Linked DNA regions of Homo sapiens: region 1 is linked to region 2. The links are chromatin contacts, found by POLR2A ChIA-PET in ENCODE. All regions are on one chromosome and are shown on one strand. The core of a region is the stretch at or near the end of the contact, and the rest is flanking DNA. Distances in the headings are between cores, read along the strand shown. Region 1 holds the start of RASSF3 (Ras association domain family member 3). Region 2 holds the start of POU6F1 (POU class 6 homeobox 1).

The links. ChIA-PET counts read pairs that join two places held with the same protein, here RNA polymerase II (POLR2A).
Region 1: POLR2A ChIA-PET joins it to region 2 with 11 read pairs in naive thymus-derived CD4-positive, alpha-beta T cell. The contact joins the promoter of RASSF3 here to the promoter of POU6F1 in region 2. POLR2A ChIA-PET finds 5 or more read pairs at or near these places in 2 of 52 experiments (OCI-LY7 and naive thymus-derived CD4-positive, alpha-beta T cell).

What each region holds. Positions count from the first base shown.
Region 1 is chr12:64,607,856-64,613,614 of GRCh38, reverse strand. It overlaps RASSF3 (Ras association domain family member 3), which reads right to left and starts at 3,120. Exons shown (of 5, transcript NM_178169.4): 1 at 2,872-3,120. The coding sequence starts at 2,982. RASSF3-DT (RASSF3 divergent transcript) reads left to right here and starts at 4,149. Exons shown (of 2, transcript NR_187549.1): 1 at 4,149-4,270. RefSeq lists silencers at 2,591-2,660, 2,871-3,390, 3,551-3,620 and enhancers at 4,251-4,310, 4,531-4,580.
Region 2 is chr12:51,215,033-51,220,718 of GRCh38, reverse strand. It overlaps POU6F1 (POU class 6 homeobox 1), which reads left to right and starts at 2,657. Exons shown (of 11, transcript NM_001330422.2): 1 at 2,657-3,077. RefSeq lists silencers at 197-376, 2,484-2,633, 2,834-2,993, 3,224-3,483 and an enhancer at 2,274-2,333.

The sequences.
Region 1 (5,759 bases), core at 1,871-4,370, about 13 Mb before region 2:
AAGAATGGGGTTTAAAGTAAGAAAAAAAATGAAAACATTTTCTTTATAAGGTTTTTGTTACTGTTGGGGATAGAAAGAAGTTGCACTATGTTCCCTTGCCTGGCAAGAGAAGAAAGAAATTTCCAGTCCACCCGCTCCCTCACCCCTTTCTCCCCATTCTGCATTTACCACAAACATCTTGTTTTCTCCGGATATTTTCAAGAAATCTAGAAACCTCATTTTTCTCACTTTTCCACCAGGTGGTACAGCATCCAAAAAAAAAAAAAATCACTGTATCTCTAATAGATCCTTCTAGCAATACCTCTCTTTCCATCTCTCTAGAGAAAGGATAAATTTCACTACTATGATGTATGTCAGAAGTGCTTATCTTATTCTTATAATCATCAGCATGAAAATGAAGAAAAAGGCTTATCTAACGTTAGATAAAAGGAACATTCTACATTAAGAGTGTTTTGCTTTATATTTATGATGTTTTACTTCCCTAATTCACCAATCTTACCAGGAATTTAAAACATTCATATCACTTCTTTAAATAAACCACAATGCTCACTAAAATTCGTAGTTTAGAACACTTTCTCTGCCTGGCAAATAACTTCTACAACTCAGCACCTTACATGTGTTATGTTAGAAGGGAAAAATATGCAGGCAATAAAGCTTCAAATACACATATGAAGCTCTTCAACCACGAACTATGTCTTCCTGTCCTGATTTCCAACACGATATTTCAAAATACATATTAATGTTAGACTAATTCTAAATGCTAAATAATACTACCCTGAGTATAATATATATGCTAGATGATACATAAATGATTGCATACAACATAGAAACAATAAATGTGCCGGGGGCGGTGGCTCACATCTGTAATCCCTGCACTTTGGGAGGCCAAGGCGGGCAGATTACCTGAGGCCAGGAGTTCGAGACCAGCCTGGCCAACATGGTTAAATCCCATCTCTACTAAAAATACAAAAATGAGCCAGATGTGGTGGTGCATGCCTGTAATCTCAGCTACTCGGGAAGCTGAGGCAAGGGAATCGCTTGAACCAGGGAAGCTGAGGTTGCAGTGAGATCACACGACTGCACTCCAGCCTGGGTAACACAGTGAGACTCCATCTCAAAAAAAAAAAAAAAAAAAGAAACGCTAAATGCATATAAACCTAGAAAAAAACTGATGTCTTTACTCTTTAAAGCACTAAAGGATTCTCATACAATTCAAACCTGAATAGTTTGGCCCTTGTGGCATCTCACCCCTGGAGAATCCAAGAACCAGCCAGTTTTCAGGAGATTAGCAGACACCTCTGGAATAAACTTCAAACTACCATGAGTTCCTTTTCATGTCAAGTGGTGAAAGCAACATAAATGAAAGGAGAAAATGCAAAACGGAGAAGGGGAAGAGAGAGGCCAAGAAAGAGAAAGCAAAAATGGAAAAAGCATAAGCAAATGCAATTTTTCTACAACCCAGGGAGGGTGGGCATGGGGGAGGAGAGGGCGTTTCCAACTTCCAAACTTCACAGCAATCTCATGCTCTCAGAACACACTCTGCTGAAAGTAAGAGATCCCACTCAAAGTGACTCGTAAATAGTGGGGCCTTAAGCCTTAGAAACAATACAAGACGGACAACTATGGCACCGGGACTTGAGATTAACTGCGGTTACTGAATAAGGGCACTTGACTTCAGCTTACCCTTCACCGTCTCCTCTCCTCCTCCTGGTTTGGGACTTAAGAGCCTGAAAAGACTAGAACTTCCGAATTTTAGAAAGAATTTTACTTCAGAAAGTGGCTAAACTTAAGAGGTCTGGCAAGACCACCCTGACAGATTGCACCCTCCCACATCCACCAAAAGAAGTTATCATCCGGCCCCTGAACGATTCTTCTTGCTTCTAGTCTCTAGGTCTCAGTCCGGTATTAATAGAAATGTTTGGCGAACGCCTGTTTTCTAAAAGCAACAAATTTGTGCCATTACAATCTTCTGTAATCTGATGTGAGCGTGGCCGGGTTGGCCCGGCTCCCCTGGTGCGGCTCCTAGTGCCAGGAGGCCGCGGGCTCTAGCACCGGGCTCCTCAGTCCAGCCGACGTGCCCCGTTTCGGGAAGGCCTCCCAAAAAACACGGCTACAGCTGGCGAAACTGGCACAAGTTCCCTTCCCATCTTTTCCCAACTCGTGCTTCCCACGGCATGCTGCCTCCAAAAAAGGAAGAAACCGGCGAAAAGGTTAGCTGTCGCTGGCTAGTATTTAGCATAGGAGCTTGTTTGCAAAACATCTGGGCACCAAAAAACCTAGCTTTACAGAAAACGCACAACCCTGAGTCCCGCAACGGAGATTTAGTGAGAGCCTATGGTGGCGAGGCCCACGGTGCCCTTGGACCCCCACTCCACCAGGTCGCCCGGGCCAGGAAGAGGGGAGGTCAGGTCACCCGGCCACCCCTAGCTATTACACGTTGACCCAAGCCACTCTGGGGGCCACAGATGAGTAAGCTGACTAACAGGAAGGACAGGCGCGCGAACCCGACCGTCGACCCAGCGGGGACGCGAAGGGGAAACCTGGGGGAGTGGCCCGGGGACGCCTGCTGGCTCCGGGGCTGCTCCCCGCAGGCGGCAGCCCGAGGCGGAGCTGCAGAGGCCATCTGGCGCGGAAGGCAGAAGCCGGCCCTCAGCCTCCCCGCCCTTCCTCCGCCTTCCCTCGCCTACACGCACAAGCTCCAGGCACGTTCCCGGGACCCGAAAAGGCAGAAGCCACTTCTCGGCCCGCTCCTCCTTCCCGGCGAGCATCCCCCGAGCGCCCCGCAGAGACACGTGGAGGCAGGGGGCGCGGGCTGGCGGGTTCCCCGGAACTCTGGGGCGCGGGCTGCAGCGCCCGCCGCGCGCCACTCACTTGTTGGCCGGAGCGGGGCTTGCCCTGGGGCGCTCTCCTGAAGAAGGAGGTCCTGGCGGTGAAGAAGAAGTCCTCGGCGTCCTCCTCCAGGCTGCTGTAGCCGCTGCTCATGCTGCCGGTCCCGTCGCGCGCGGGCGGCCTCCCCGGGGCGCAGGCGGCCAGGGAGGGGGTGCGGCGCCCGCCAGCCCCGCGAGGTTCCCGGCGCGCAGCCCCGGGCAGTCCTTATGCAGCTGCGGCCGCCGCTCAATCAGGCTCTCCCGGCCCCTCCTGCCGCCTCCCCGCCAGGCTCCAGGCGCGGCTCGGCCCCGGTGCGCCCGCGACCCCGCCTCCCTGGGCCCCGCCCCGGACGGGCGACCGGCCGAGCCCCACCCCGCGCGGCCGCGACCCTCCCCGCCCGCCCGCAGGTGGGGGGAGCCCGGCCCGCCCCTTCCAGGCGCGCGGGTTTCTCCCGACAGCGTCGCGGAACCCGGAAAGCCGGGCGCTAGGGCTGCGTCTGCTGGGGCTGTGCTCGGGTCGCTTCCTCAACCTCCCGGAAACTGCAAATTCCTCTGCGAGCCGTCCGCCCGCCCCCAGCCTCGCTGGCTCGAGTTTCGGAGAGGGCGGGAGCAGAGCGGGGAACTTTCTCTGCGTCCACTCCCTGCTCGCCCCCGCACCAGGGTCCTGTAGGGGTGGGTGGGGGTTGCCCGGCCGAGGGACCCCCCAGGTCCCACGGCTTCCTGCAGCCGCAACGCCCAGTCCTGAACCCCAGCAGCTCGCCCCTCCAGGAGGATTTCAAGTTGGCAGAGATGGGTGGGGAGGTCAAAAACTGGGTTGAGTTTATTCGAATGAAAACATCCTTTCTGGTCATTCATTTGAGCTTCGGTCTTACCCTTTTCCCCTTCTTTCTAGCGAGGGCTCACTTCCAAATAAGATCGTTATCTTAGGCGCACTCAGTGCAACTGAAAGGTGAACTAGTTCTATAGTTACAGAACAATCGAGTGCTTATCAATTAAATGTGCTTTGTAAATGTCCCCGCCACAATCAGCCTTCCACGGTCACCCACAAGGCATGGTTTAAGTGGTGGGGATAAGGAGATCAGGGAATTCCATCCATCCACGTACAAAAAAAGTTTCCATGTTTTCTAAAACTCTTCAGTCAGCTAATCCTCTTAAAGCCACCAGTGGGTAACAGTCTTTTACACCTTGGTGTTACTGCACTGATTTAAATAATACTAATTTCAAGATCTTGACTGAAAGGTTTTTTTGAAGCTGCAAGCCCTGCTATAGTTAGCGAGCTTCAGAAGAGGTTTCATTAGGAGGGGAAGAGAGACGTTAGAAAAGAGAAAATGTCCATCCATCATAGCCAAACTAGCCAAACTCTCTTACATTATCTCCTTCAATCCTCCGAGCAACTCTGCAAGGTACGTAGTGCTATTTTATGCCGGTTTTACACCTAGAGCAGCAGCTGAGGCTTAAAGAAAGGAAAGTGGCTGTAGGAGGCAGTACTCGGACCGTTCTGCTTTGCGTTCTGTTGATCTGAACGTGGTCACATACCCTACTGGGTTCTCTGCTTGGTATCGGTCAGCCGTGCTCTTTTGTGGACTACAGGAGGAAGAGTTGGACCCGAAATGACGGGAAGGAGAGAAGAATTGACTCATGAGTCATCCTACTGTCCCTAGGCTGAAAGAAGGCTTGCAAACCTGCTCCACCTTCGGGCTTACACATCCATCTTGTAAACTAGTATATATTACCCCACGTGATTCACAACAACTCCAGAAGGAGGGCCTTTGAGTTACAGCCCATTTTAAAGGTCCTACAACATTAAAGTCTTCTTCTCGGCCACACAGCTACTGAATGATAGGAAGCCAGGAATTCTAACTCCATATAGTTTCACCCAGCTTAAGCTGATCCGTGTGTGTGCCATGCACATAATCTAATGTAGGAGAATAGGGCTTTATGACAAATTTTTCTTATTTGGTTTCTCTTATTTCATTATTCAGATATAATATTAGCGCAGCTCTTATTAAATATTCCAAGGTAAGAATAATGTGTAGGTTAAGGGCTTAAATTACTCATTTTATTGTGGGTAGAAAGGGGAAAATAATTTTACCTAGAACAAGTTGAAGTTTATGAATACTTTGAGGAAAAATGCATTAAAATGCTTTATTGGCCGGGCGCGATGGCTCACGCCTGAGGAGGCAGAGGCGGGTGGATCACTTGAGGTCAGGAGTTGGAAACCAGCCTGGCCAACGTGGTGAAACCCCGCCTCTACTAAAACTACAAAAATTAGTTGGGCGTGGTAGCGTGCGCCAGCTACTCGGGAGGCTGAGGCAGGAGAATCGCTTGAACCCGGAGTGGCCTAGGTTGCAGTGACCCGAGGTGGCGCCATTGCACTCCAGTCTGGGCGACAAGAGCAAAACTTCGTCTCAATAAATAAATAAATAAACTTTATGATGCACCACACCATAAAAATGATTTTTTTCATTGTATTATTTTTAAGCTCCAAAGGACTGGATTAATTTGTATATCTGTCAGCATACCATCAGAATCAGTTATAATAAAAAGGCATGATTGAGTGGGGCACAGGGGGAAGCTGAGGTGGAGGATCACTTGAACTCAGGAGTTCCTATCCAGCCTGACCAACATAGTGAGACCTTTTCTCTAAAAAAAAATGATTTTTTTATAAAGGCATGATTAGGCCAGGCATGGTGGTTTACGCCTGTAATCCCAGCACTTTGGAAGGCCGAGGTGGGAGGATTGCTTGAAGCCAGGAGTTCAAGACCAGCCTGGGCAACAAAATGAGACCCTGTCTCTACAAAAACAAAAACAAAAAACAAAAAAAAATTAGCCAATGTGGTGTCACATGCTAGTGGTCCCAGCTACTCAGGAGGCTAGGTGGAAGGATCACTT
Region 2 (5,686 bases), core at 1,408-3,907:
CGTGTGCTTGTAATCCCAGCTACTCAGGAGGCTGAGGCAGGAGAATCACTCGAACCTAGGAGGTGGAGGTTGCAGTGAGCTGAGATCACACCATTGCACTCCAGCCTGGGCGACAGAGCGAGACTCCATCTCGAAAAAAAAAAGAAAAAAAAAATTAGCTGGGCGTGATGGCACGCACCTGCAGTCCCAGCTACTTGGGAGGCTGAGGCAGGAGAACCACTTGAACCCGAGAGGCGGAGGTTGCAGTGAGCCGAGATCACACCACTGCACTCCAGCCTGGGCGACAGAGCAAGACTCCGTCTCAAAAAAAAAAATTTTGTTGAGTGACAGAAGCCAAACACAAAAGATTGCATATTGTCTGATTCCATTTATGAGAAGTTCAAGAATCAGCTCAAGTAATCAATCTATGGTGACAGAAATCAGAATAATGGTTACTTTGGGAATTTATGGCCGGTGAAGGTACATAAGGGAATCCTCAGGTCTTGGAAAGGCTCTATATCTTGTTTTGGGTGGGGATTACATGGATATATATATGTGTGTGAGTATATACATGTATATATAGACATGTATATATGTATACACGTATCTATACACGTGTATATATGTATACACACACACGTACATATGTATACACACACATACACGTACATATGTACACACACATATACACGTACATATGTATACACACATATACACGTACATATGTATACACACATATACACGTACATATGTATACACACATACACGTACATATGTATACACACACATACACGTACATATGTATACACACACATACATACACGTACATATGTATACACACATACATACACGTACATATGTATACACACATACATACACGTACATATGTATATACATGTAAAAATTTATCAAGGTATACACATACTGTGTACATGTTATGCCCCAATAAACACAGAAACAAAAAGTAATATATGCTCATCAAATATTTAAGCAATGCAGAAGTGTATACAACATAAAGAAAACCGTGATTAACATTTTTATGTATGTCTCCCTGAACTCCTCTGATCACATCCATATTTCTTTCTTCAAACTGTCGCTGATATCCATGCTATCCAAAGCCTTTGATCTATGTGTAGCACCAAACCAAGTGACATAAATGAAAAGTTTCAACCTTCATGTGACAAAGTTCAGCAGCAATACTGAGCCCCTCCTTCACATAAAGAGTAGTGGGAAATACAAACATGAGTAAGTCACAACCAGTGCTCTCAAAGAATTCACAGTCCAGGGAGAGAAACTACAGGGACTACCGGCCAAACAAAAACCCCAAGAACTGTAATATCAAGCCACGCAGTAGAGTTTCACAGGGCCATTAAAACGAGTTCAAACTATTGTACAAGGAATGACACCTTACAGTTGTATAGAGCTTGCAGCTTTCAGTTTTTTCACATACAGGCTCACAAACTTAACCCTATGAAGTAGTCATTATAAATGTCATTATAAATATTATCCTTGTTTTATAAGTAATGAAGAAGTTAAATTACTTGCCTGGACGGCTAGTGGAAGAGTTGGGACTAAAACCTAAGTATTCTGACTCCTAATACATTGGTTACTCATAAATCCGCCGCCAGCAGTACCTGCTCACTTCCAGATGGAAACAGCAAGCTGATAACAGCCTAGTCCACTGGCCAGGTTAACGACGAGGCCGGGCCATTCAATGCCCTTCCACCACGAGGCCTTACGGAGCAGTCCCGGGGAGGACTGAGGCCTCCAACTGCATTCTCACACTGCCTCTAACCCATCTACCTCTAGCTATCCTCAGACCACCAAATATCGGGAGAGGGTGGGAGGGGGAACAGCCTAGGATGACAGCAGGTGGCCTCAGTATTGGGATCCACATTCACTGGATTTACAGAGCCTCCTTCCTTCCCAGTTCTTCTCTCCATTCCCACGCTTCCACTTTGGTCTTCCAACTTTTTCCTCTTTCAGTTGTCCACCACTTCTCCAATCTGCTTTCCCTCAGCCACCCACATCCACCCCTTTTCTGGTCCCCTCTCTACCTTAAGAAGCTGCTAGAGGTTTTTCACCATTCCACTGAACTTTGTCTTTCTGTTCACATTTCCTTGTCTACTTGGACAAGAAGGCCGGAAATCTGCTTTTAGACAACACAGCCCACGGCCGCCACCGGGTGAGAGACCTGGGACCCTTCGCTGCTTTGGCGCTGGGGCACAGCTGTTCAGAGGTTCTCCACGTTGGCTGAGCGATGTCTGAGTTCCCCCGCCTTTCTAGGGAGGGAGGGATAGACATAAACTTGACTTTCAACATTGAGGACAGTTGACTACCTAGAGGAAAGGCGGTGGCCGGGAGTCACCGCCCCAACCCTCAGCTGAAGGCCATGTGGCATGGAGGGTCCGGACTCCAGCTCCTACTCTGGCACCTTCCGAAATGAAACCACCTCCGCGGCACCTCGGAGGGGCTGAGTAACCAGACCCACTGACCGTCCATCCCTGTCCCGGGAGAGAGCCTCCGGGACCTCCCGCTCGGCCAGGGCCAGAGGGTCCCCTCCCCACCCCCACCCCTCGCTCCTGGCTCCCGTGCTCCCCTCCCTTCCCTGACCGCCCTCCCAGCCCGCCGCCCCCGGCGGCTGGCGCGGGCGGTGCAGCATGCGGCAAAGCTCTTTGCATAAATTATGCTCATGACGCAGCAGCTAAAAAAATCCAAGTAGCAGAAGGAGGGAAAAAAGGGGGGGAGGGAAAAGGGGGGGGTCGTGGAAGGGGGAACGAAGAAAAATATATACCTGACCGCCCCCCCACCCGGCTTCCCCTTCCCGCTTCCCGGCCGTCCCCTCTCCGCCCGGCTTAGCCTGCGGAGCCCCCTTCGGCTCTGCCCAGCCCAGGCTGGGGGCCTGGGGGCGGCGGCGGGTCCCGACCAGCTCCCGGGCCGAGCCGAGCCCAGCCAAGCCGCACTGGCTTCTTTGTCTGCGGGCGGCGGCCGCCGTGGCCCCGGCCCCGGCCCCGGCCCCCTGGCCCGGGCTGTGAGATGAATCTCTAATCGGTGGCCGCCAGACACCCGCGGCGAAGGCGGCTCGGGCTCGGGCTCCGGTAAGTAGCGGGGTCCGGGGCGGGGAGGGGTTTGCACGGAGGGGGAGGGGGCCGGGCAGGGGAGGTTTCGGGTTTGGTTAATATGCAATGCCCGTAATTAGCATAATTTATATATTTATGATAAAGAGAAAAAAAGCCGCGGGGCCGGGGCGGCGGGATGCTGGGCCGGGGCGGCGGGGAGCTGCGGGAGCGGGACAGCGCGCGGTTGCCCAGCTGGGGCTAGACACCCGGGGGCCGCGCCCTCGCCCGCCCGCGGGCCGCTCTGGACCTGGAGCGGAGGGGGCGGCCGCCAGGTGGACCCGGTGGGGAACCCCGACCTGGCCCCTCCCCGTTTCTGCCCCTGGAGCCCTTGTGGGGTGCGGACCACAGGGGACGCTCTGTACACAGAACCAGTGGCGACCAGAAGCGGATCCTTGCCTCTCTGGAGAACACGGACGCCTGGGTTCCCGGCGGTTAGGGCCAGCTGGGGCGGCCAGGGTGACCTGTCACGGTTCTCCCGAATGAACAAACTCCGGGACGACCGGTGGGACCCGGGGGTAGGGACCCAGGCGTTGCTGGAAGGGTGGGTCAGTGATGGGAGGGCCACCTTCTAGCAGAGCATGAGCACTTCATAAATATTTAATATCGATATTATTATTAATAAATAGTCATAATAATGGGCCCGATGCAGGCTCCCTGGGCAGGCTCACCTGGCAAGGCCAAGGGAGCTCCCAGCATACCCTCTAACCTCCACTTTCGCGGCAGAATACCCCACTCAGCCCGACTGGAAGCCTAAAACCTTCACAGAATAGCCTCTGCGGCTGGGCAGGGGGAAATCAGAAGAGTTCGGGAAGCATTCCTGGGCCAAAGAAAAGAGGCTCTTTGCAGAGATTTTTAACCTCATCTGCCCTTCCCAAATTCCTTGTTCCAAAAGTAGAGGGCTGGTCTTCAATTGTTCATATACATGTGTCCCATGCCCCTTATTTAGCAATCTAAGGCAGCCACCATTGACTGGCAGAGGCCTTCTGAGGAATAATTCCATATATTCCATTTTCATTCAAGTCCTGGTCCTCAAAGTGATACTTCTGTGACCTGGTACTCCGCTTATCTGCTGTAGAACTTCATTTCTTCATTAGTTCAACAAAAATACCCACTCAGTGCCATGCTCTGAACAATTCAGACAAAACTTCTATCATGGAGTTTTTATTCTGGGGGTGGACAAGTAGATGCTAAACATTAAAACTAACAAGGTAATACCATAGAGTGATTGTGTGTCAGTGTGTGTGTATGTAGCCATTTATTCTGTTTTGTTCCTGGAAGTACTAGCTGGCAGTTAAGAAAAGTGACTCAGAAAAAATTTGCTCCTGTAAGGTTTTTCTGCATTTTGAAGGAACTTGGGATAAGCTCATATTCTTGTCCCCAAGATTTACTCACCATAAAATTATCAGAGTAATCTTTTACATTTTCTTTTTTTTGAGACAGAGTCTAGCTGATTTTTTTGTATCTTAGTAGAGATGGGGTTTCACCGTGTTGCCCAGGCTGGTCTCGAACTCCTTAGCTCAGGCAATCCAACCGTCTTGGCCTCCCAAAGTGCTGGGATTACAGGCGTGAGCCACCGTGCCTGGCCATCTTTTACATTTTTAAAATGCTTTATAATTTAAAACATTTTTATATGCATGCTTTACTTCAGTTCAAAATAATAGCAATGATAATAACAAACATATATATAGTGTTTGCTTCATGCTAGGCCCTGTTTTAAGTGCCTTCCATAAATATTATCAATTTAATCCTCACAATAACCCATGAGGTGGTTACTATAATTTGGTTCCATTTTGGATAAGGAAACGGAGGCTTATAGGGATTACCTCTAGTAGAAGCAGTACTCAAGCTGGGTCTTCTGCCTTTAAACCTGCCTTTGACCCCTCATGTCAAAATGAGGGTTCATGAGGCAGAAGAGAGAGTGGGATGCAGGAGAAACTGGCCACAGGAGGAAGGCTTGGAATGAGAAATTAGACGGGCGCTTTAGGAAGGGGCCAGTGTGGTCTGGGTTCTCCAGAACCCAATACTACACCTTGGAAATCTCTCTTTTTTTTTTTTTTTTTTTTTTGAGACAGGGTTTCACTCTGTCGCTCAGTCTGGAGTGCAGTGGCGCGATCTTGGTCTCACTGCAACCTCCACCTCCCGGGTTCAAGCAATTCTCCCACCTCGGCCTCCCAACTAGCTGGAACTATAGGCGCACACCACCATGCCTGGCTAATTTTTGTATTTTCAGTAGAGACGGGGTTTCACCATGTTGGCCAAGCTGGTCTTGAACTTCTGACCTCAAGTAATCCGCCCGCCTCGGCCTCCCAAAGTGCTAGGATTACAGACGTGAACCACCACACCCGGCCTGTACCACGTCTTTGAAATCATTTTTAAGTAGCCCCAGTACTGGAAATGGAGGCAAAACATTTGAAGTAGGGTGTGTGTTTTGAGGGAAAAGGTAGGAAATAATAAGAGGCTAAGTGATGTGGCTATGACGTGACCTCGTATCTTCAATTGTTTTCAGCCCATATTCATGAACCTAGTTATATACCAGATATTATCTTAGGCACCAGGGATATGATGATAAGCAGACATGATCCCTGCCT